Linked DNA regions of Homo sapiens: all the other regions are linked to region 1. Evidence: chromatin loops called from intact Hi-C (ENCODE). Cell type or tissue: OCI-LY7. All regions are shown on one strand. Region 1 overlaps PTPRD (protein tyrosine phosphatase receptor type D). Region 2 overlaps PTPRD (protein tyrosine phosphatase receptor type D). Region 3 overlaps PTPRD (protein tyrosine phosphatase receptor type D).

The links. Peaks named below come from ENCODE experiments on the same cell type or tissue, not always from the same donor. Only the 100,000 strongest peaks of a DNase experiment are listed, where the experiment ranks them.
Region 2: a loop joins it to region 1, with 5 times the contacts of the local background. A loop is called at or near these places in 4 of 110 quality-filtered maps.
Region 3: a loop joins it to region 1, with 7 times the contacts of the local background. A loop is called at or near these places in 4 of 110 quality-filtered maps.

What each region holds. Positions count from the first base shown.
Region 1 is chr9:9,788,794-9,796,793 of GRCh38, reverse strand. The region is part of intron 5 of PTPRD (protein tyrosine phosphatase receptor type D); the gene reads left to right. Among named protein-coding and RNA genes, the nearest start is that of PTPRD, 820 kb to the left of the region's middle. In OCI-LY7, CTCF peaks have their summits at 4,746, 4,945 (motif pointing right), 6,126 and 6,329; DNase peaks (open chromatin) are centred at 4,123, 4,463, 4,943 and 6,373; H3K4me3 peaks cover 1,095 bases; H3K27ac peaks cover 2,617 bases.
Region 2 is chr9:9,897,532-9,905,531 of GRCh38, reverse strand. All of the region lies in intron 5 of PTPRD (protein tyrosine phosphatase receptor type D), which reads left to right. Among named protein-coding and RNA genes, the nearest start is that of PTPRD, 710 kb to the left of the region's middle. In OCI-LY7, no CTCF peak of the experiment used is centred here; DNase peaks (open chromatin) are centred at 1,461 and 3,701; H3K4me3 peaks cover 2,269 bases; H3K27ac peaks cover 2,927 bases.
Region 3 is chr9:9,908,309-9,916,308 of GRCh38, reverse strand. The region is part of intron 5 of PTPRD (protein tyrosine phosphatase receptor type D); the gene reads left to right. Among named protein-coding and RNA genes, the nearest start is that of PTPRD, 700 kb to the left of the region's middle. RefSeq lists an enhancer at 1,219-1,718. In OCI-LY7, CTCF peaks have their summits at 3,467 and 3,666 (motif pointing right); a DNase peak (open chromatin) is centred at 3,668.

The DNA.
Region 1 (8,000 bases):
ACACTAGCATCCTTTTCTCAGTCCTCATGGCCCTTTCATTCCTGAAGACTTTGCTATTTTTAGGTTTTTCATGAAGTCCTTTCCGACTTTACCTTCCAAATTCAGCTTTCTACTAGTTCTTGCCTACCTTTTTGAATGCAATTTTTGCTTGTTTTTTCTTCTTTTATGTGCTTTGGTTCCTCATTTTACTCCACACATTTATCAGGCTACAGGTTTTGTACCTCTCTTCATTTCTTCCAACTGAAAAGTCCCTCCCTGAGAATTCTCATCTACTTTCTTAGCTTTAGCTGTCAGCAAATGCTTAGTTTCTTCAAATTTACATGACTATTTTTCAATTTTCTCCTGAACATCAGAGCCATCATTTCAACCTCCTCCCGGATATTTCTTCCCGTAATTTCATTGATTCCTCAGACAGCACATATCTAAAATTGAGCTGTCTTCTATGCAAACCTTGAATCCTTTTCAGTACTCTATCCATGATAGGCACCATGGAATTTTATCTTACTCTCCCTGCAACTGGATTAAGAAGTATTAGCAAGTTTATCTTCAAAACGTTTCTCAGATATCCCAGCCTCCTTTTCTTCTTCTTCTTTCAACTGAGGAAAGGATTTGTGTTTCAGAAACAAAACTTAGTATCCATTTGGGGATCCTCTTTAAAAATACAGCCTCTGTTTGGAAGTGAATATTTGATTAGAATGAACAAAGAAATCACAATAAATTGCATATTAAAAAAACTGAAAAATACCTTAAAATTTAGAAGAATCTTTTTCTTAATATAATTCTGTAATTCTATATATTTTCTTTTTTCTTGTGACGGTGGTGCATAGTCATTGATATATTCTTCACATAGAAACAATCCTGTGATAGTTTCTGTAGAGAGACTAGAAATGTACTTTTTATTTTTTCTAGTATATTTGGATCATTTTGTTATGTCAGTGGCAATTTTACCTACTGTTTAGTCTGGAACTCCCAGACATTGTCAGAAGAAGATGTGTCAGATGTGGTAAGACATGATCTGATACAATAGGATACAATAGGAAACATAAACCATGCAACTTCATACACAGGTGTATTTGCAGTTTGAAGTACTGCTGGAGGTTTTTGTCCTACCACAAAGAAATACTAATCAAATCTATTTTATTTTATTTCCATCAAAAATAAGAAAAAGGTTAATGACATGTTTATAATTGTATATGCTTCATTATCTAGCATGTATACTCCCTTTTGACGTCCCTTTTTGACTAAGTATCAATGATAACACAATACTATGCTTATACTTTATTTGTTTCATGAATACGAATTTTCCTCAGACTTGTTTTTGGTTCCTTAAATACAAACCTTGTTTTTTTCCACTATCCAAATGCTTCCTTGGCTGGGTGGCAATGGCCCTCAATATTGTGATCAGATCTCTAGCCCTATAACAGTATTTCAAAGCTGGGTGAGTTAATATCTGGTGATAGTATTCCTAAAAACTTTCCCTACAATGGGATAGTTAGGTCCCACTATTCTAAAACTCAATATACCCCACTATTTCCAAATTAAATATATTCTCAAATATTTCTCTATCCAGATCTCCAAATACATGTGGCCTTTCCAACACCATAGGACAGGAGCAAAAGTGTGACAGATTGGAAGACAAAGTAGAAAGAGACAGGAGCCTTAACTATACATAGTTAAAGTATTCTCACGTTTTAAACCATATATGATCATGTGAAGCCCACGCAAGGGCTCCTCCCAGGGGCTTGGGAGTGGCCTGTGCCAGTGAGCACATTGAAGCTCAAGCTGTTGGTTTTAAGGTGAAGCTACCTCTGCTCTTTCCACTCCCTCATTCATTTAGACCTGTGATATTTCTGGTTTAGATGATTGCAGCATCTTCTAAACTGTTATCTTCCCCTTTTAGGTTCTCTTCCCTTCAATTTATTCTAATTTAGCACTGCCAGTAAAGTTATCTTTTAAAACACCATTCTAGTCAGGTTGGCAGTTTAGCAGAAGAGATAAGACCTTTAGAGAGATACTCAGTTTGAGTTACTTACTACAGGTTTGATTCCAGACAGAATATTTATCTTCTCTAAGCCATGGTTTTATTATCTGTAAAATTGAGAACATAGTAATTCTTATATTTCAGGGCTCTTTTGAAGATCAGATTAAATCTCACATGTGAAATAGTCGACAAACAATGTTAGTCATGATTATCATCAAGACTCATCTCTTTAAAGAGTCTAAATTCTCCTTGTTTGATTAGCTTATCGTTCAGTATCCCTCACTTACCTCTCTATTTTTGTCATCTACATATACCCCCCATGCCTTCTCTGCTCTAGCCACATTGATACACTCACTTTTGCCTCTGCCACCAGTACCCCAAATACCATAAATCGTTAAGTCTCCATACCTTTCACTATATTACTCATGTTTTTTCAAATACCCACTCATTTGCCTTGCAAAAATCTAAGCATCCTTTAAGGCCTAGTCCTTATGTCATTTCTTGGTAACACCTTCCATGGTCAACATGGGCATAATTAATGGGACTGTAATTTGTACTTTTTGGAACACCATATATATATATGTATATGTACGTGTATATATATATATATACACACACACACATATGTATATATACATGTATATATATATATACATGTACATATATACATTCATTGTATTGTTTTAATAGATGTTTATCTGTCTAACTCTCTTGATGAGCTCTGAACACCTGAGGGAAGGACAAGTGCCAAACACGTATTTTTTAACCTAGCTTAATGCCTCGCGTAGGACAAAAGATCAATACATGTTGGTGGAATCAGATTAAGTCTTTTTATTTCTTACTCCTTTTGATTATTCTTCAGCTCTTTGATACTCTTATATTTTAGGAAGTAGTGGGTTGAATTTCATAAACTATTTCCAGTACCATACAACTAAAAGTCCCATTTTATCCTCAAAACTTTTTAATTTTAATATTGTTACTATTTTATACTTTTTGTCCATTTATTAAAGTTAACTGGAATTTGGGATTTAATCTAATGGAAACCAAGTAGGAACTACACAGAAGGAAGAACAAATAAGATACTTTTTACCATTACATTTTTTTTTCTAAAATAATATATTCTGAGCTGAATTTGAAACCTTTGAAAATACTGAATAAAAAATTTTTCCCGCTTGATTCACGTTTAGGATATATATAATAGGAGTAAATTTCTGAATAAATAATTTATGCTTTTTACTAACAGAGATAATCTTTCTTAACAGCATAAAATAAATTTAGGAAACACATGTTGACAGACGTACATATCTATCTGTCCGTCCATCCATCCATTTGTCTATCTACTTATATTGATAACATATACATATGTGTGGGCATTTTAATACATTTACTTCTACTTTGCTGCTGATAATAGAAGATCATGAGTTTGACCAAGTAGGAGTTTTACTTTTGTTTCTGGATATGAAAAAAGATTATGTCTTCGTAATTGGAAGAAAACAAAACAACTCAGAGAAATGGATCAAATGGCACGTTTTATAGATACATCCATTTTATTCATAGTAAAGCTATGGGATGATAAAATTTCCATTCAATTGGCATCTATCAACTTATGATAATAGCAATTTTTGTGAATATAGGAGACTAAAAATAATTTTGTCATGGCAAAATAATGGAATTTCAGGTCCTGTATTTTAGTAAACAAATAGTAATCAACCATCTAGGTATGGTACAATTCACATCCATATCCATTCACACACAGTATCCAGAAGTTACAAGGTCATTTTTGTGCCTACAATAAATGGGCCAATTTTGCCATTTAAATTTGGTATATGCTCTCAGAGGTGTTGATTATTCAAAATACCTGTTTGCCCAAGTCTATTAAGCTTAAAAACTCCATTTTAATACCCCTTAAATTTAGACCATGTTTATATGACAAATGTTTCAGAGTTACTTATAAACACCATTAAATTTCATCACTAATTACAAATAACAGGATTGAAATTAACACCTGTCCCAGCTGCTTTAGATTTTGGATTGCTCTTAATAAACAGTTGAGAAAATCCTCTGTTGCTAAACATTTACTGGGGCCATTTGCATTCTGATTTTCAATGAGCTATTATGATTTATACTCTCATATAGTCATCTGAAAATAGCACAGAGCTTGAAGCCACTGAGTGTACTTCCTCATTTGAATTTGAAGCAATGTATGTAATATCTTACATTTTAAAATCAGTTTTCAGTGTGAGACATAAATTTATCTCCTAAAATTGTTCTATTTTTTCCTCCAGGGCTACTAGGAGAAGAATGCCAGTGGGGTAAATGGGAATTTTCACACATACAAAAATTGAACATCATTAGGTTACACTAATGTACAAAAAAAGAGTGCTATAAGTCTTAATGATCACTTAAAATGAAAAAGCTCTTAAAGATAGATGAAACTCTCGCTTCCTTCTACCCTTCCTTTGTGGCCCTTGGCCTGCACTATAGGTGCTGGCAGAGTTTTCAAATGAAATAAGACAGTTAAATTGGCAAGTGGTTCAGTGCTACCTGAAACAGCATTAAATAACATGCAGTACTAATATTAACAGGAACTGTGGATTTGGAAAAGTTTCACACTCACTGAGGGAAGGGTGGTCATCTTGCTGCCACACTGAAAAGCTGTGAAAAAAATAAAGAGTAATGTGATTTTTTTAAAAAGTGTCAGAAAATCTCACTGGCCTCCAAATCATGGGATAAAACATTTTTTTTAATCCTTGGAGTCCCATTCGATTATAATATTTAAAATGATAAGACTTAAGTTTTTATTTGCTTTAGGACTTCAGGACAACAGAACTCTAGATGCAGTGCTCTAATTATTCAAATATGTGTCCTTAGTAGACATAAAAAAAAATTCAAGGTACATCAAGATGCATTTTAAAATAAAGCTTCTAAGCATAAGAAAATTCTTACAAGATAACCAGAAGATGGCAGCATGGCTGCTATTTAGAAATTGGATAGCTTATAACTTCCCATAAGCAAAAAATGATTTCTCGATTTTTGTAAATAGTATACTATTTCCAATCAAAAAAAGTCTCAATATAGGAAACATAATTAAAAGGAAAGACTGTTGGTAAGATCTAAATGATAGCTTGACCAAAACAAAATTACAAAGAAACAAAAATGGATTCTTCCTCCCTGCAAATAATGTAAAAGAAAGATGAAAGGAAGAAAGACAGAGAATGCCAAGGCTCTTAAAAATGTGCTTTCAGAACATGTTAAATAAGCTTGATAGAGAAACTTATCATCAGGGGTGATAGAACCCATTATAAGAAAGAGACTCTTTTATGATTCCACACAAGATGAGCCCTGATATTGAAATAACCAATTAATTCCATCTAGGCCATTAGAAAAGAATTAAAGGTCGTTATTATAATTGCACAGGTTCAAAACAAACTTCTTACATTTACCATCTTTTAAAGTCTATTTCAGCTTAAAAAAAACATGATTCTATGATCTTATGAATTTCTTAAAGAACAAACGTGTGCAGTTAACAAATAATTCCAGAACACCTTTTTCATTTTTAAAGGTATAATCCGATTTTAGCTAACACAATTAACTGAGGATATAACTAAACTAAAATCTTTTAAAACCAGCTGAGAATCCCCTTAATGATGGCTATATGCAGCATAACAAAAAGACAGTGGGAAAAAATATTTTATAGTTCCTAAAAAAAATCTGTAACAAAATTTTACTAGAGTAGAAATTTTAAGGAAAATCCTTTAATGCATTCTACTATAAGCTGTTAAAACACAGTGCATTTATCTATTACGTTTTCTGGTTCATTATATATATTTATGATATGTACTGAACCATCTGTCTTCCAAGATGCCATAGGACCTGTTCAAACTGAACTAGTTACCATACTTGTTATAAGGCTAGTTTGGGTTTTTACATGTACTTGTATATTAGTGTAGATCCATTCATTTATTCAAAATATATTTATTGCCTATTGTCATACTTGGTCCCATTCTAGGCAACTACTGAAACACATTACAAGTTTTGAAGAGATTCATTAGACAATTTTAATATGAAAATAGCCAAAAATATAAGAACTGAATTTGACAGACAAACATTTGTGTGAATGTCTAATTTCAAGCTAACATAATTATTGATATACATTAAGTCCTTGTTATTTTTCTTTGTTATGGATTTAATAATTGATCAAAACTTATATTTATACCTATTAAACTAGTATTGAGTTCATAGGAAGAAAATATCTATAAATGAGATTGTTTAATTAGCAACAGAATAACTTACAAAACATTTGAGATAAAGCCACTGAAATCAGGCAGAAGGGAATTGATTTATTCTCCTCTCCACCTGCAGTGGGCAGCAAAGCCTTAGTTAGGTTTTAAGATTTCATAGAGAAAACAATAAGCAGGGAAGCAAACCAACTGGTGACACAGTGGACAGGTGTCATTCTCAAGCCCCTGGGGAAGGTGGCTTTCAGCGGCAGGAAACAAATTAGATGATGAGGAGGATAAACATTTTATAAAATTCTTTGCCATATTTTTTCTCATTTAAGAAAAATTGTCCAATGTCCAAGACAATACATCAAGAAAACAAAACAAACATTCACTTTTTAAGGCTATGAAACTCGAGACTTGGGTACATTAAATCTGAGGATGGAGAGCTAACGAATAGTACAGTCTAGATTCCCAGCCAGATATTCCCACCTCTACATTAAAATTAGAGGAAATTGGGACCAGATTAGAAAGAGGTTCTGGCCTGCTAAGATCATCTTTGATCCCATGAAGTTAAGAAATTATGTGTGTTCTTTTAGTTGTTTCACAAAGATAAATAAAATATTTGCTCAAATGATTAACCTCTGTTTTTGAAGACCTGAATATAATTGAAGTTCATCCAGAGAATTTATGAGAGATTTCAGTAGCTACAATGTTTACCTTAAGTTTGATTTGCACTTGTCCTGATAAATTACGACTCGATTTAATTTTTTTTTTTTTTTTTTTTTTTTTTTTTGAGACAGAGTTTGGCTCTGTTGCCCAGGCTGGAGTGCAGTGGCGCAATCTCGGCTCACTGCAAGCTCTGCCTCCCAGGTTCACGCCATTCTCCTTCCTCAGCCTCCTGTGTAGCTGGGACTACAGGCGCCCACCACCACGCCCAGCTAAGTTTTTGTATTTTTAGTAGGGACGGGGTTTCATCGTGTTAGCCAGGATAGTCTTGATCTCCTGATCTCCTGATCCGCCCGCCTCGGCCTCCCAAAGTGCTGGGATTACAGGCGTGAGCCACCGCACCTGGCCGATTTAAAAGTTTTAATCACCTAGGGAATATGTCGATTATCTCCCCCTCAGTAGAGTGTCTTGGCCTGTGAACAGGGAAAAATAGTGCAGAATAAAATATTTTGGAGCAAGTAATTTATTGTTTGAGTTTATTTATATTCTGTGAACTTCTTATGTGACATCCAGTGCACTTCCCAAGCTTGAATAGTTACGCACTGAAAATCTCATACGCTACGGGAACTTGCCTATAGGCCAAGGCATTCCGCTTGATGATGCTTACCTTGGATGTATATTAATGCTTTCTCCACCAAAGTTAGAGCCTGGTTTCTGAAACGTTTTAACATGTAATTCCTATTTAGAAAAATATATAGGCATACAAATATAAATATCAACTCAAAGTAGACTACAATAAATACTATGTATGGAAAGGCAAAAAATGTTATAAGATCCCTCCAGATGTCCATGTAGCCAGCCAGAAAATATTTAAACATGTATAATGTGTCAGGTAGGCTGATAGGTGATGAAATATAGACATAAACTTAATGAAGGACTTTGAATCAATTTTTGAAAGTGTTAGAGAGGCACCGGAAACTTGTGAGTAAAGCGATAACTAAAGCAGAGGGTTCTTTTAGTTGTTTCCACTTTAGATCTAATTTTGACCCTAGATGAAGACCATGAAAGAAGAGTTAGATAGTTGTTTAAACACTTCACTGATTATTGCATGTCAACTTCATGCAGAAAAA
Region 2 (8,000 bases), 110 kb before region 1:
TTTAAGATAAGTATCTGACTGGCTTGATAACTAGTATATAGGTATGTAGAGCCAAGTTTTTGTATGTAGCCATAAACCTTGTTGTCGTATATGAGGATGACATATGTGACAATATAGTTGTTTGCAGACTTAGATTTAGAATGTATTTTATATGCTCTTTAGTGTTCATTTACTAGTCAATAACAACAATTGAGCTAATTATTTAAAACTCTACCTGAAATATAATTCTGATTAAAAAAAGAACCCTGACTTTCAATAATCAAACTGAATTTAGGGTGACTATATGTTTGCAAAGTAAATGAGGAGCTACAGAAGATATGTAGATACAAACATACATACGTATGTGTAATGGTCTAGAAAGAACTTTGAAAAAAAATGTCGTGTTCAAGTACGAACTAAATTGGCTAAGTTCAGGCATGGGAAGGTGAGTTACTTAGATGGTATGCTCTCATTAGAAAGGAAAACTACTGAGTAGATCACAATGAATATTAAACAGAACACTGATAATATATGCCTCACTGATTTGCATATTTAGGAAGATGATTTAAGCACACAAAAAAATCCATGTTTATGCATGTTGTTCTTTAATGAACTGAATAACAATATGGGACAGATTAAAGGCACTTTCAGTATGAGAAATTAAATCCCCACTTCGTTATTTCACCAAGGCATATCATTGCCCACCTACGATTTCTCTGAGTTTGATCTTGGTTGAACAAAACTTCGGTGAATGTCTTTTATGTCATCTATTTTCCAAATAAATTTGCATGTGTCATTACATTTTCTCAAATTAAAAAGATGTTTAAGCTTTATTCTCTGTCTTTTTAACCTTATATTTTGCCTTATGTTTATCTAATGGTTCACCTTTTTTGGAGCATTTTTTTAAATGCATTATTGCATTTAATCCTTTTGAGACAGGATATTTTTCTGCTTATTTTGTAGGTGTGGAAGGAAGCTAAGGCTAAAAAAATTACTGTGGCCATTTTTAGTGATACAGTTGAGAGCATAACCTTTGGTTTGTGATCTTACCCTTTGAGATAATTACAGTCTAATTGAGGATTCAGAATAACAAAAAGTGAATACACTTTAAAATATTAAAATAACAGTACAAAGATTTCAATTTGAAAACAACTGTAGAAGAGGTAGTCCTTTTCCCCAATCTTCTAATCACAAGCGTTTTTTTGTTCCCTTTCCTGAAATAATTGTCATATTTTGGTAGTCAGTGTAAGATAATTTTACAGAAGTGACCTATCTTAGCGAACATCTGACTTCCTGATTCTCATTTCTTGTAGTTCATCAAACGTTTGGCTGAAAACATATTTGAGATTTAGAAAAGAAAAACATTTCCAGCTTTAGACCCAGACACACTGTACCACCCATCTTTGTCTGACACAGAGAGATTCTTTGTGAGAAGAGAGAGAAGTGAGATGATGAAAAGGAACAAGCTGTGCTTTGGGAAACTGTCTTTTCACTATCATCAGTGCACCTGGAGGACTGAACTTTGCCAGGGGTAACTGGTTTGCTGATGATCCCAAAAGTGAAGCAGGGGCTTTGACCCAAGATAGAGGTTAATGTTACTATTACTGTCTGTAGGTTGTGAGTCAATGACCCTATTAGTTGATTGACACATTTTGAAAACCGAGTTTATTGTTATGGTCAAATGTAACTTAGAAGACAGTTGTTCTGAAACACATTGAATAAGATGCATAGTCATGATGGTGCTTCATGTTAATTAGATAAAGCTAGAGAGTTAAGATGATCCAGTGAAAAACTTCAAGTACTTTAGAATTTCCTGGCATCCCTGATCCTAGGGTAAGACAGAAAGAAGAAAGAGGGAATGGTTTTAAACTGTGGACGTCCACAGAGATCAATCATATTGATTTGTTTAATTATATCTTATTTTTCTTGTATTATTTAATGCTATTCTTTCAGTAAATATTAACAGAGCTGCTTCTCAGTCTCAGGCACTGTGTACTATGCTGGAAATGTAAAGTAAGTGATACAGAACTAATCTGTTTCATGAGAAATACCCATTATTTATTGGGTACCTGATCTGTGTGTAATGGAATTCTAAGTGCTTTATCAATATTTTCTCACCAACTTGTGAAACTGTTTCTATGATTATCTCAGTTTTACTAATGTGGCAACAGGCACAGAGATCTTTATAAAGACAATGACAATTTTTGTTAGAGTGCTAATGGTCTTTAAGCATCTAAAGTAATAGCTTAAAATACTACTCGAGTTCTTCATCACATACAATATTAGAAAATAAAAAATTAAAACTATTAGGGAAGAAAATATAAAGTGAAGCAAATGCATTCATTCATATGCATGCAATCTTTCTGCTATGCAAGATATATAATCATTGGAAGAAAATTATTTGATTCAACAAATTAGCTGTTTCTTTCACATTTGATTACTTATTTCATGCTACAGGTGGTTAAGAATATATGTCTTTAGCTCAAATACACATATACATATGTAAAATCCTTGATTTTTACTGGAATTTTCGATGTTTTTCACTCAGGTAAAACTCCCTTAATTAAAATATAGGATATTTTGGCAGAATTAGAGTGAGCTACAGTTTTATTTTCACTGTTAGCCAACGTCACACTTTTGATATTACACAAACAAAAAAATGTAGAAAATGTTGCTGTGTGTTGAAAATTTGCTATCACCTAAATGTCCAAACGCAATTCATACTACAGTGTGCTTGGAAAAAGTTTGTGAATGAAAGATGAGCTCTAGCTCACCTTTACATCTCCAAGTTCACCTGAGTTTTATCTATGTATCTAAGGTATCTATCATCCTACCTACTGATCTGTATCTGAACTCATCATCACCCCATGATTTTGAATGTGTTATCAATAATACCTTCACAAGCCAGCAACTAAATAAACAGATACATGGTGCTAGTCAGGTGAGCAAAGTTGAAGTGTGCATTTCTAAATGTGCTAGTTTCTTTTTTATTTAAATATAAAATTGAGGTTTTAAATACTGTGGTTATCTTGAGACCAAATTTCTACACTGTTATGTAATCAACATACATGACTTCAGATGTATGACTCTTGCATTTTAGTGATTGGTATATGATTATTTATTCAAAAGTAGAGCACCGGCAGAAAAAGAAACTAAAGAATCATACTCAGGAAATGAAAACAATACATTAATGGTATGGGAAACTAAAATTCTTCATTTCTTTGGTTTACACGATGTTGCAAAAATTATTTAAGTATTCACAAAGATACATAAATTAGAACACAGTGAGATAACTGTAAATTAAAAATAGATAAGAAAGAAATAGAGAGCACAGACATTCATGCATGGGCGCTGATGCACGTACACACAAGCTTAGAATTATAAAATAGAATCAACAATAAGGCTGATGGAAAACACATATCAATTATATGAAAACAGTAAACCTTTGGAGAAGGGAAAAAGTTGGTAAGAGTAGAAGCAGCCAATAGGTATTTACCAGACCTATTAGCTAAATTTTAGGAAGTCTGATTTCAAAGAGTTCATATGATACTAACTGTGAAATAGAAGATGTAATATGAAAATTACAGATCATACAATCCTAACGACTATCTAAATAAAAATATTTGCTGTTTTCATGATGGTGAGCGAGTTCTCGCAAGATCTAGTCTTTTGAGAGTGTGTAGCACTTCCCCCTGCTCTTGCTCTCTGGCTCTGACATGTAAAGATGTGCTTGCTTGCCATTTGCCTTCTGCCATGATTGTAAGTTTCCTGGGGCCTCCCCAGCCATGCCTCCCATACAGCCTCCAGAACTGTGAGTCAGTTAAACCTCTTTTCTTTGTAAACTACCCAATCTCAAGTAGTTATTTATAGTAATATGAGAACTAACTAATATAATCAACTCACCACTAGCTTCGGAGAAAGAAAGAAGTCAGATTTCTCTGGTCTTTTTTATTAAGAATTTATTTATTTTAATAATTTATTAAAATATTCTGACATATTTTAAACTTTGGTTATATATTTCCCCAGCAACTGTTAATTCTTAGATATTTAATATATTTTATTTATCAGAAATTACTGTGTTAATGTAGCATCATCCTTTTGTAAAAGCATAATGAAAGAGGATTATCTTTGCAATGCATTTTTTAAGATTTGATCTCATCCATAGTTATGACAACTTATCCCACATGTTGCCTCTAGGTTTTAAGCACTATTTCAGGAGGTTGAACATCGAAGGTCTAATAGTTTTAAAGAAAACATTAATGAACTCTGAAAATTGTTTTATAATTATAATGACATATTAGAACTTTAAAAATATTGTATGCTAAGCTTCTCTAAAACAGTGGCTGCTAAAGGCTAGTCCGAGACATATAATTGGGATGGTTATATCAGAAAATCCACTCTTGCTTCCAGTCTCGCCGTGTTATACACAGGCACCTGCTTTGCTCTCCACTATGACTGTAAGCTTTCTGAAGACTTTCCAGAAGCTAGGTGGATGCTGGTGCCATTGTTGTACAGCCTGCAGAACTGTCAGACAAATAAACCTCTTTTCTTTATAAAGTAACTCAGCCTCAGATATTTCCTTGTAACAATGCAAAATGGACTAATACATAAAATTGGCACCAAGGAGTGGGGCATTGCTATAAAGATACCTGAAAATTGGGAGGTCAATGTGGGCGGATCATGAGGTCAAGAGATAGAGACCATCCTAGCCAACATGGTGAAACCTCATCTTTACTAAAAATACCAAAGTTAGCTGGGTGTGGTGGCACGTGCCTGTAGTTCCAGCTACTCGGGAGGCTGAGGCAGGAGAATCACTTGAAGCTGGGAGGCAGAGGTTGCAGTGAGCCAAGATCGTGCCACTGCATTCCAGCCTGGCAACAGAGCAAGACTCCATCTCAAAAAAAAAAAAAACCTGAAAATGTGGAAGCACCTTTGGAACTGGGTAACAGGCCGACTTTGGAAGAGTTTGGAGGGCTCTCAAGAAGACAGGATGACGAAAGAAAGTTTAGAACTTCTTAGAGACTTGCGCTTGTGACCAAAATGCTGATAGAAATATGGACAGTGAAGGTAAGGCTGATGAAGACTCAGATAAAAATGAGAAAGTTATTGGGAACTGAAACAAAGGTCACTTGTGTTTTGCCTTAGCAAAGAACTTGGCTAAATTGGGTCCATGCCCTAGCAATTTGTGAAAGTTTGAACTTAAGGGTGATTATTTAGCATATCTGATAGAAGAAGAAATATCTAAGCTGCAAAGCATGCAGTATGTGGCCTGGCTTCTTCTAAAAATTTTTGATCAAATATGGGAGTACAAAATGATTTAAAGTTGGAACTTTTATTTAAAATGGAAGCAGAGCATAAAAATTTGGAAAATTCTGCAGCCTGGGCATGTGGTAGGGAAGGAAGGAGTGTTTTCAGGGAAGAACTTAATGCAGCTGTGGAACAACCACTTGCTAGAGAGATTTGCATGATATTAAGTGTTTCACTCCATGAACACAGAATATTTCTTCAATATTTCATTTTTTTCTTGTTTTCCCCCCAGCCTCTGGTAACTATTATTCTACTTTCTGCTTCTATTACTTCTACTTTTTTCAGGTTTGTCATGTGTCTTTGTGTGCTTGGCTTATTTCACCTAACATAGTATCTTCTAGGTTTTTCTATGTTGTCACAAGTGACTGGATTTTTTTCTTTCTTAAGACTAGTGTTCCATCTGCATGTATAATAAATCTTCTTTATCTGTTTCTTGATGGACACTTAAGTTGATTCTATATCTTTGTTATTGTAAATAGTGCTGTAACCAAAATGGAAGTGCAGATATCTCTTCCACATACTGATTTTTTTTTCCTTTGGAGGTATATCTAGTAGTGGGATTGCTGGCTTATATGGTGGTTCTATTTTTAATTTTTTGAGGAACCTCCATACTGTTTTCCATAATAGCTGTACTAACTTAAATTACACCAAGAGTATATGAGCTCTCATTTCTTCACATCCATACCAACACTGGTTATCTTTCATCTTTTTGATAATAACCATTCTAACAGCAGTGTGAGGTGATATCTCACAGTGGCTTTAATTTGCATTTCCCTGATGAATTGTGTTATTGAACTTTTTTTATATACTTAGCCATTTGTATGTCTTCCTTACAGAAATATCGATTCACATTCTTTGCCCATTGTTAAATAAATTATTATTATTTTGCTATTGAGTTGTTTTAGTTCCTTATTTATTGGATATTAATCCCTTATTAGATGCACGGTTCAGAAGTACAGTACTTTTTTCCCATTTCATAGTCTCTCTTCACACTCTCCATTATTTAGATCTATGAGTTCTTTCATCTGTTTTGTGGTTCTCTACCTACAGATTCTCTACATATTTTGTTAGATTTGTTCCTAAGTACTTCTTCTTGGGGTATACTATAGTAAAAGTTATTTATTAAACTTACAATTCTAATTGTTCATTGCTGGCATATGAGAAAGTAATTGACTTTTGTGTATTGACCTTGTGTCCTGTGACTTTGCAAAACTCACTTATTAGTTACAGAAAATTTTTGTTTGGTAGTTTTTTGGGGATTTGTTATGTAGATAATCATGAATCCATGAATAAAGACAGCTTTGTTTTTCCTTTCAAAAGAAAACAAGAAAATCCTGGAGAATATGGGATATGCGTAAACTCATAGTCACTATGCACAGAGATTTTAATCCTGTGGGTTTAGTATACAGACTAACATACGTCTTTTTAAAAATTCACTAAGAGATGCTAATAAAGGAGGTCAGAGGACCAAAGTTAGAACATTAGTCAAGTGGAATATATTACAGCATATGGTTTCTTAAACTAGACTTAAGACCATAGCATTTCTATGCCAAATATCTCAATCCATTCCTGAAGTTCATATAAAGCATATGTGACATTATACAACCACAACACTTCAGTGCAGCAACCACACAAAAGAATCTTTTTGTGACTTCTGTCTCTAACCTCTAAGGATTCCTTAAATTGAAATAGCATGCGCATCTAGAGCGTAATCTAGAGCTTCATATGAAATCACATGAAGTAATCCTTGATGCGGTATCTTTCTCTGTTAAATAAAATGTCAATAAAACATGAAGTATCTGAAAAAAACTCATTTCAGTGGAAATGAACAGGTGTGAGTCCTGCTTTTATTGATAATCAAGTAATATCAAGGCATCATTACCATGTATGTAAACAGCTAATTAAAATCTATCTCCTTCATTAAATAGGCTAGCATACCATTGAATAAGGAATTCACTACCTCCAGTCCCAAAATGAAATGGTTACTTTTTTCATTTACTGAAATTTTAATTGACGCATTGATATAGACCTCTATATTTCTGTGTTAATCTCTTAATATTAATGACCTAGTTTATCCCTAAAACATATTTAAAACTGTAGAAGTTTCATACATTATGAATAAATTAAAAACAGGAGAAAACAGGCATTCCTTAGTTTCTCTATGTTGTTGAAGATATTCTTACTATTACATAATTTAGATGAGAATTAAGCAAACTACAGCTTGTGCACCAAAGCCACCTGTTTTTATAAGTAAAGATTTATTTAAACATAGCCATGCTTACTTGATTACCTGTTTTCTGTGGCCTTTTTACACTGCCGTCAAAGGTGAACAGTTGCAACAGAGACCGTCTGACCTGTGAAGCCTAAAATGTATACTATTAGGCTCTTACAGAGGAAAGCTTACCAATGCTGAATTTAGCTAAGAGTCAGAAAAACAGTTAAGTGTACATTGTCTACTTTAAAAAATATCAAGTTTAAAATAAAATGCTCATAAGTAGTTTAAAATACTGTTTCTAAAAATAATATATTGTATGTAAAATTATTATGTTTGAGTAAAATCCTAATCAATAGGTGAATCAACAGCTATAATTTAAATTGTCCATATTACATAGTTTGTAATACTGTATATATTCTCAGTCAGAAAGCTTATTTTACAATAAAGTACAAGGATACTCCTATGGGGGTATTTTAAAATAAGTTACAGATATTTTAAC
Region 3 (8,000 bases), 120 kb before region 1:
CTGTGTGTATCAGTGAATTTGAGTTTTGTATGTTTCCATGATGGTATTTACCACCTTTTTACTTCTAGAGCTACAATTCTCTTGAACATTTCTTGTAAGACTGGCTAGTAGTAATGAGTTCCCTTAGTTTTGCTTGTCTGAGAAACATTTCATTCGTCCTCCATTTTTGAAAGATGGTTTTGCTGAATATAGTATTTGTAGCTGACAGTTTTTTGTTTTTTTTTTTTTAATTTTAGTACTTTGGATATATCGCCTCATTCTCTCCTTGCCTCTAAGGTTTCTGCTGAAAACTATGCTGTTAATCTAGTGGAAATTCCCTTATATGTTACTTAATGTTTTTCTTTTCCAGCTTTTAGAATTATTTGTCCTTGATTTTCTTCAACTTGACTATAATGCGCCTTGGAGTAGACCTGTTTGGGCTGAATCAATCTGAAGTTCTTTGACCTTCCTGGATCTGGATGTCCATCCCTCTAACAAAACAAGATGTTTTCTGCTATCATTTCATTAAATATGATTTTCTCACCTTTTTTCTTGAATGCTTATAATAACATATTTGTTCACTTAATGATCTCCCATAAATCCTGTAGGCTTTCTTCATCATTCTTTTTTATTTATTTTTTTTTCCTGGTTCATTTAAAAAGATCTGTTTTCAAGGTCAGAAATTTGTTTCTTCTGCTTGGTGGTCTAGCCTGTTGTTAAAGTTCTCAATAGTATTTTTTTAAATTAATTGAATTATTCAGCTTTAGTACTTCTGTTTGGTTCTTTTTTTAATGATATCTATCTCTTTATTTAATTTCTCATTCAAATCATGAGTTGTCTTCCTGATGTTCTTGAATTGTTTATCTGTATTCTCTTATATCTCACAGTTTCCTTAAGATTTATTATTTTGAATTCTTTTTCTGGCATTTCATATATTTCCTTATGATTGGTATCTGTTTACTAGATAATCAGTTTTTTTTGGAGATGTCATGTTTCCTTTGTTTTTTATGTTTGATGTGTTCCTACATTAATTTCCATGCATTTGGTAGAAAAGTAATCTAGTTTAATTTTATGGTGTTAGTTTCATATGGAAAGATATGTTCATACGAATGGGTCTTGGGCTGTCAGTTTGGTAGGGTGTGTGGGCCTTCATTCTAGGTAGACACATTTGTGTTGTCTCCATGTCGTTTCTACAGCTCTAACCCATGCTAAAGGCATTTGCAAGTTGCTCAGTAGCCTATGCTAAGAGAGTTTGTGGTGATAATGGCGAGGCTTTGCTGAAAGTTGGCTCACCGGGCTATTTTTCAGGTCAGGGGCATATGTGTGCACACAGTGAGTCCAACAACTTGGTGTCTGGCTCACTGGGTTTGGGGCTACAGGGATGTTACTCTGGCTAGGAGCATGGGCATGCAGTTTTTCTGCCAGCCTGGAAGCATGTCTTCCAAGGGCAGCCTGTGGGTCTGTTTTGCAGGCCCATGACATAGAAGCAGTTTCCTAGCTAGTTTGGGGGCATATTTGCCCAAGTGACCCACAGGGCTACTTCTCAGGCCTGAGATATGAGCACAAGCAGGCTCAGCTGGCCCGGGAGTGTGTCTGCTGGTAGTCAGCTTATGTATGGGGATGTTTTTCAAGCTCAGAATACAATCACATGCTCTCTTGGCTGGTCTGGGTGCATGTTTGCTGTGGGTTGCCTACAGTGCCAGAACACAGGCGCGGTAAACACGTACTCGGAACGCAGGCCCTCAGCTGTTCAGCCAGCCTGGCTGTGTGTCTTCTAAGGGCAATCTGCAAGGCTGTAAGTCAGGCCTAGAATGTGAGAGAAAGGCTGTTTGGCTGGCCTCTGATTGTGTCTGCTAAGTGCAGGCACAGGGTTATTTCTTAGGCCCCTGACGTGGCTACACGGCTACTCAGCATGTCCACTAGGGGTGGACACCTGAAGCTCAAGGCCCAAGACATATACTCTTTGCTGTTTTCCTGGCCCATGGGTGTGCCCACTAGGGGAAGCCTTTGGGACTGTTTCTCAAACGCTGACTGCAGGCACAGGGCTGTTAAGCAAGCCAGAGACATGTCTGGAGTAGCAGGGGTTGCTGTGGGGCTGTTTCTCAGACCCTGAATGCAGGAACATAGCTGCTCCACTAGTCTGGGGGTGTATTAGCTGCTCAGAACCTCGGAGTTCTCTCCTGCATTGGGAAAGGAGTGCAGCATTTGGCTAGTTCAAGGGTGGGTTTGCCCAAGGCAGGACTGTAAGATTATTTATCTGGCTAGAAGTGTGGTACCAAATACTGGTTTCTGTACTGTACAGGACCAGAATCACAGCTGATCCTAGGCCCAGAGTCCACATAGCTGGGGTTGTAGCATTCAGTCACTATTGTCGGCTTGTCATAATGAAGATGGTGCCCTGTGTTGGCCCCCAGAACAATGCATATTCCAGAGGTGGCTCTGATCTTGAGATGGCAACATGCTGTGGCAGCTTGGCTAATGGCAGGGAATGGGAGGTGGGAGGTGGAGGGAGAGAGTACACACCTTGTGCTCCTAATCCAGGGTAATGAATTCCCAGCAATTCTCTAAACTGGTTTCAGGGTTTGTGTGGACTGTGAAGTTCTCCTGTTGTATGAGACTGTAGATGTTTACATAGGCAATGGGGCTTGTGGGGTTCTTCTGCTTACCTTTTCCTGGCAATAGGAAGTCCCTCCTGACTCAGCAAATTAGATCAGGGTTGGGGAGATGGGTCTGCAGATTCTGGGTGCCTCTGTGCTGCCCTCCTGAATTTCCAGTCACTACTGGTGCATCTCCACTCCCCTTTCCCTTCGACACTCCAGTCCAATCTTAGCTGTTTATTCATTAACTTGGTCCTTTCTTCTGGGAGAGATGAATGCTAGGCATCTGTAGTCAGCCATCTTGATGAGATCACTCTGTTTTGTTTTTTTTTCCCTATTTGATCTTAAAGCACTTTTATGCCTCCTGCAATTTATATAGCATGTATTTATCACTATTCTTTTACTTTGGGAAATACTGATGCTGAATAGATTCATTATCACTGTTGACTAATATCAAGACTCCTTATCAAAGATTAAGGAAATTTATATTCAGTGTTGCTCTGTAGCTAACCACATTAACAGTGAAATACTATGCATAACATACTTTTCTTTTTTCATAAAAATGAATTTATATAGCAATTAGAATGTAATTTGGAATTATTTTTTATTGGAGCTATATTGTCACACTTTCTGTTGATATCCCAGGAAATTTATGATCGATCACATATTTGTATGATCTTATAAAATGAAATAAGCAGACTTAAAAAAACTTATAAGAATGTTTACAGAAAATCTGATTGTTATTTAATGTGCTTGTCTTTATTTGCATTCATAAAGAAAGAGAGAAGGAAGAGCAAAAAAGTATCAGTTTTTAGGAAATTGTAAGATGCATTGATTATACTCTATTTTTATGTTCTTTCCTATGAGGAAGTTAGAACATTAGCAAAATATAAAAACTCTTGCAATATTCTCAGTGCTATTGAATCACATTTGTTTACAAAAAGAAAAAAAATCTTTACATCTGGATAGTCTAGGGAATATCATTCTCAACTTGGGTTATTGGCTTCTGACATCATTTTATTAGTGCAGTTGTAATTGTAATTATGGATTATAATACCTACTGGCTATTCATTTCTCTCTGCCACCAGAGGGAGATGCAAACTCACGTGTCAGGCTTCAGCACTGATTGCCAACGATACCATTTAATATTATTCAGCTTTCTCTCAGGGGAGCTTCATTACCAAATTATTTCTAGGTAGTGATGAGGCAAAACATGTGCTATTGAGGAGTGTCAGTGCAATCTCAACCTTAATTCATATGGCAAAAAGAACATTATTTTATGCTGAGGAGTCCAAGATAACCCCAGAGAAATAGTGGAATTTACAGCATAATCAAAGTTGGCATTTGACAAGGGAGACTGCTACCTCATGATAAATGAGTTGACTCTAAATTTTGGACAAATGTTTTAGTTTGTATGCTGTAGTTTGTATATTCCAACTCAGAACAAATGACAGTCCTTTGTTTTTTCAACTGAAGTGGCAGGTTTTCCAGAGGGGCTGACCTGCTCCTTTATCTTTTATTTTGATTTTAAATTAAACGATTAAAAAAGTGTATTTATTTGCTTTCACTTTTACTTCTAAATATACTTGACAGAAATTTACTGAATTTCCATCAAGGTTTTATTTTATAGTATTTTTCCCCCACTTACAATATATATTGCAGATATATCAGCAAGGCTGTAGATTATTGACTTTATTTTTTCTTATTCTTGATTGACATTCTCAAATTAATAAATAAACATTATTAAGATCTTACTTTTAAGTCTAATGAATTATGGTAGTATAAGCTGGTTCCATAACAGTGACAAGAAAAAACAGATGATCTCTTTGTATTTTAAGTAAAAATGACCTGGCCACTTTTGAAGATTTAGTTTTCCAAATGTGGTTTTATTAAACAACATCACCACAGGAAAATTTTTAAAATGAATTATTTTATTAACATTTTCTCTTATTTATGATCCTGAAAATTTTACTTAAAAGTAGAAATAAAAAGTTATATTAATTTTGCTTCCTATATCCTACTGTTATTTAGCCCAGTTACTTGGCATTTTGAATGTTATGAAAGTTTATATCTAAAGGGAAATATAAAAGCAACATTTTTTTGAAGTCTGATAAAATGCAAATTATTATGAAAATGAAATAATTGTTTTCCAGAATGTTAACTTTATTAAAATGATTATAAATTTTACACTGCATTTTATTTTAGCAGTATAACTCTGTGTATGGTAATTTAGTTGGGGTAACAAACCCCAAACCATAACAAATGGTAAGGGAGTCAACTCTGACATGAGGTTCGTGTGTATTTGCGTTTCTAAATGCCTTCTTTATGGTGTGGCTAATGTTCATTTTCATGCACATTTGCATTCAAACAAGTTTGGAAGTGTTCTTTTTAATTAGATAGAATCACACACAGAGACTCTAAGTAAGAGTTCTTGCATTTAGCTATAAGAAGTGTCACAATGCAGTATGGGACGAGAGCAATATTTTATCCAGCCTTGGAATTTGTTTCCTGACAAGGATAATAGTTGTTGTCATAGCTGTCTACCTTCCCAAACAAACTAAAGCTAGAAATGTGAAAGCCTTGTTAAAGGAGAGGATGGGGCTGATGTATATTATCCACACAATAAACCAAAGAACAGGAGCAATACCAGGATTACAAGCCAAGCAGACTGGAAATGGAAGAACAAACTATCAACTGTAAGGAGTTAGCCAAAAGACAAATCCAGATATGAAACAATGAATTGGAAACTAGACACCAAACCAAAGCAAGTAGTTTCTAAAGAAAATGATTCCCACTGGAATGAGAACTACGCTACTCGAGCCCATAATGTAATGATTGTTGGGTTTTGACAAAGATTGAAATCACTTTAGAGTGATTAAACTCAGAACTTCTCAGTTTTCCAAGTATTATTCAGTCCATTAGGAGTCTCATGACTTCACACTAGAACTTGGAAAACAGTTACCTGCTTAATAATTTCATCCGATATTTTAAGAAACTCAAGTTTTGTATCAAATGATCTCATGGTAATTAATAAGAAAATGACAAATACATCTATATATAATGCATAAAAGACAAAATTAAATAACAAAAAACAATGCCTAATTCCACAAGCAATTAAATATAAATTGAAGCAACACACTTATAATTTAGTAACTAGAAAAAGAAGAGAGTTAATGGCAATACTTTGTACTAGAAAAGCTGAACAGAAATTTTCAGACCCCTACACTGTCAAGAGGAGTACGTATGTTTTCAAACATCCTTCAAGAATACATTTCTTTCAGCTCAGTATATTTTCTTCTAGAAAATCGTGGGATTATTTGAACAGAACTGCATACTCGTATACAGATGTTGACTGAAAATTGCTATACAGATATTTTTAAAAGATTGCACACATGTATCATGAGAGATGAAAAAATTCACATTACATCAAGCAGCAAAAATGTTCATAAACTATGTCTATTTTATGTAAAAATTCAGGGGTTTGCATGAAACTCTACAATAATACAATTTTCATCAGCTTAACATTTATTCTATGCCAGGAGCTCTAATGAGTACTTTGTATGTAACTTATTTAATCCTGGTAACTGAGATACTGTTGTCCTCTGCCTTCACAGATATGAAAGCTGAGGTACAAACTTGACCAAGATGTCAAGAAAGTAGTAAGCAGTTGAGCCAGCATTTGAACCTGAGGTTATGGCTCCAGAGACCATATATTTACCATAAAATAGTAACACCAAGGAATTAGAACTTTTCTCTAACTGATAGGATGATTTTGTCATTTGTATGCATGCCTTATCTACTATCTATAGGTATTACAAAGAATATGTATTACTTTACTATAAAGAAAAAAATATACAGCTAGCTGCATGTTAGGGAAAAAATAATTGAACTTATAGGCAAAAACAGATGTTGAATCAGGTCTAGTGAATAGTGCATGCTCATGACAAAAAAAAACATTCAATCCACAAATGATGTCCCAAAGGCTCACATGTCTGTATGTTGAAGTCAACTTAGTCAATTTCTTAATTAGTTCATTGAAATATAAATGCACTATAAAGAAAAGTCTGACAATATTAAATTGAGAAATTAAAAAAGTAATTTTACATTTTGACATATTTACACCAATTAAACTGCCCCATATTTTATACATTTTACAGTGATGTCTAAGATAGTGCCTAATAATAAATTCATATAAATATATCAACCAATAATGCATTTAGAATGGAGGGGTTAAGGCCTATGTTTAACTCAATACTACACTGCTTTTTTTCAACTGTCATTTTTAATAAATTTGCATTTATACAGATATGTAAATATTTTAAAGTCTTTCCAATATTACTTCCTAGCAGCTGCCCCTGCCCCCAGCAATCTTGTTAGTTAAATTAATAGGAAAAGCCGTAAAAAAAAAAAAAAAACTTTCAGATTAAAAACTCAACCTAAAATCCCATTCATCAGCATGCTATTCATCCATAGCAATATTATATGAGAGAAGAAAAATACACTCTAAGCACACAGCTGACAGATATGCCATTTCAGGTAGAAATGTGCTGCTTCATTTAATTTTTGATGAACAAAATATGTATATCAGCAATCAAAAATCATTACATCTACTCCCTCCATAATAAAAAGGAAATTCTGAGCTCAGTAGTTTGGAGTTGCTTTTTCAATCCTGGAAAATATGTGAAAAAAATCCTTTATTTACCTCAGTGATATTGATAGAATATGATGTTAATATATGATCATGTCAATTTTAAACCACTTGCTATATAATAGTTTCAGATAAATTGAGGAATATAGCCTATATCTTCTCTCTGTATAATATTTTGGTTTAACTGACCATTAAACTCCAAAGAAGTGTTACCGACCTAGATACCAAAGACAATAATATTTTTATTCTTAGACCTAGCATTTGTATGAGTGCCTATTTTCAAAAACTTCCCAAAGATAAGTTTCATAGATAAATATGTTATATTTTGTTTGTTCATCACTCCTGAAATACTTGATATATTAAGCAACCAGCACAGAAAAAATATAAGCAAGATAAAGAACAGAAAACTCACATATTAAATAGCAAATGGATAGAAAGTATATATTTTAAAGACTGCATAGACAACTAAATCTTTAAAACCCATTTCCCTCATCCAGAACGTTTAATACTTCATTTTATCTGTGGACTATCATTTGAGAAATAATATACATTAACAACCCTGTGGATGGCACATACTCCCAGCAGAAAGGATGCTCAACAAGTACAATTCTGTTTCCTTTGAGTCCTACAGTGAAAATGTCCTTAACAAGGTGTGGATCCAGTACTTTCAAAGGACTAGTCCTCAGACAGGCTGGAGAGACCCCTTCCCACCTGTTCACATGTTCCAGTTGAAATGCCCTCTGTTCCCTTCCTTGACACTCCCCCTTTATACCAGC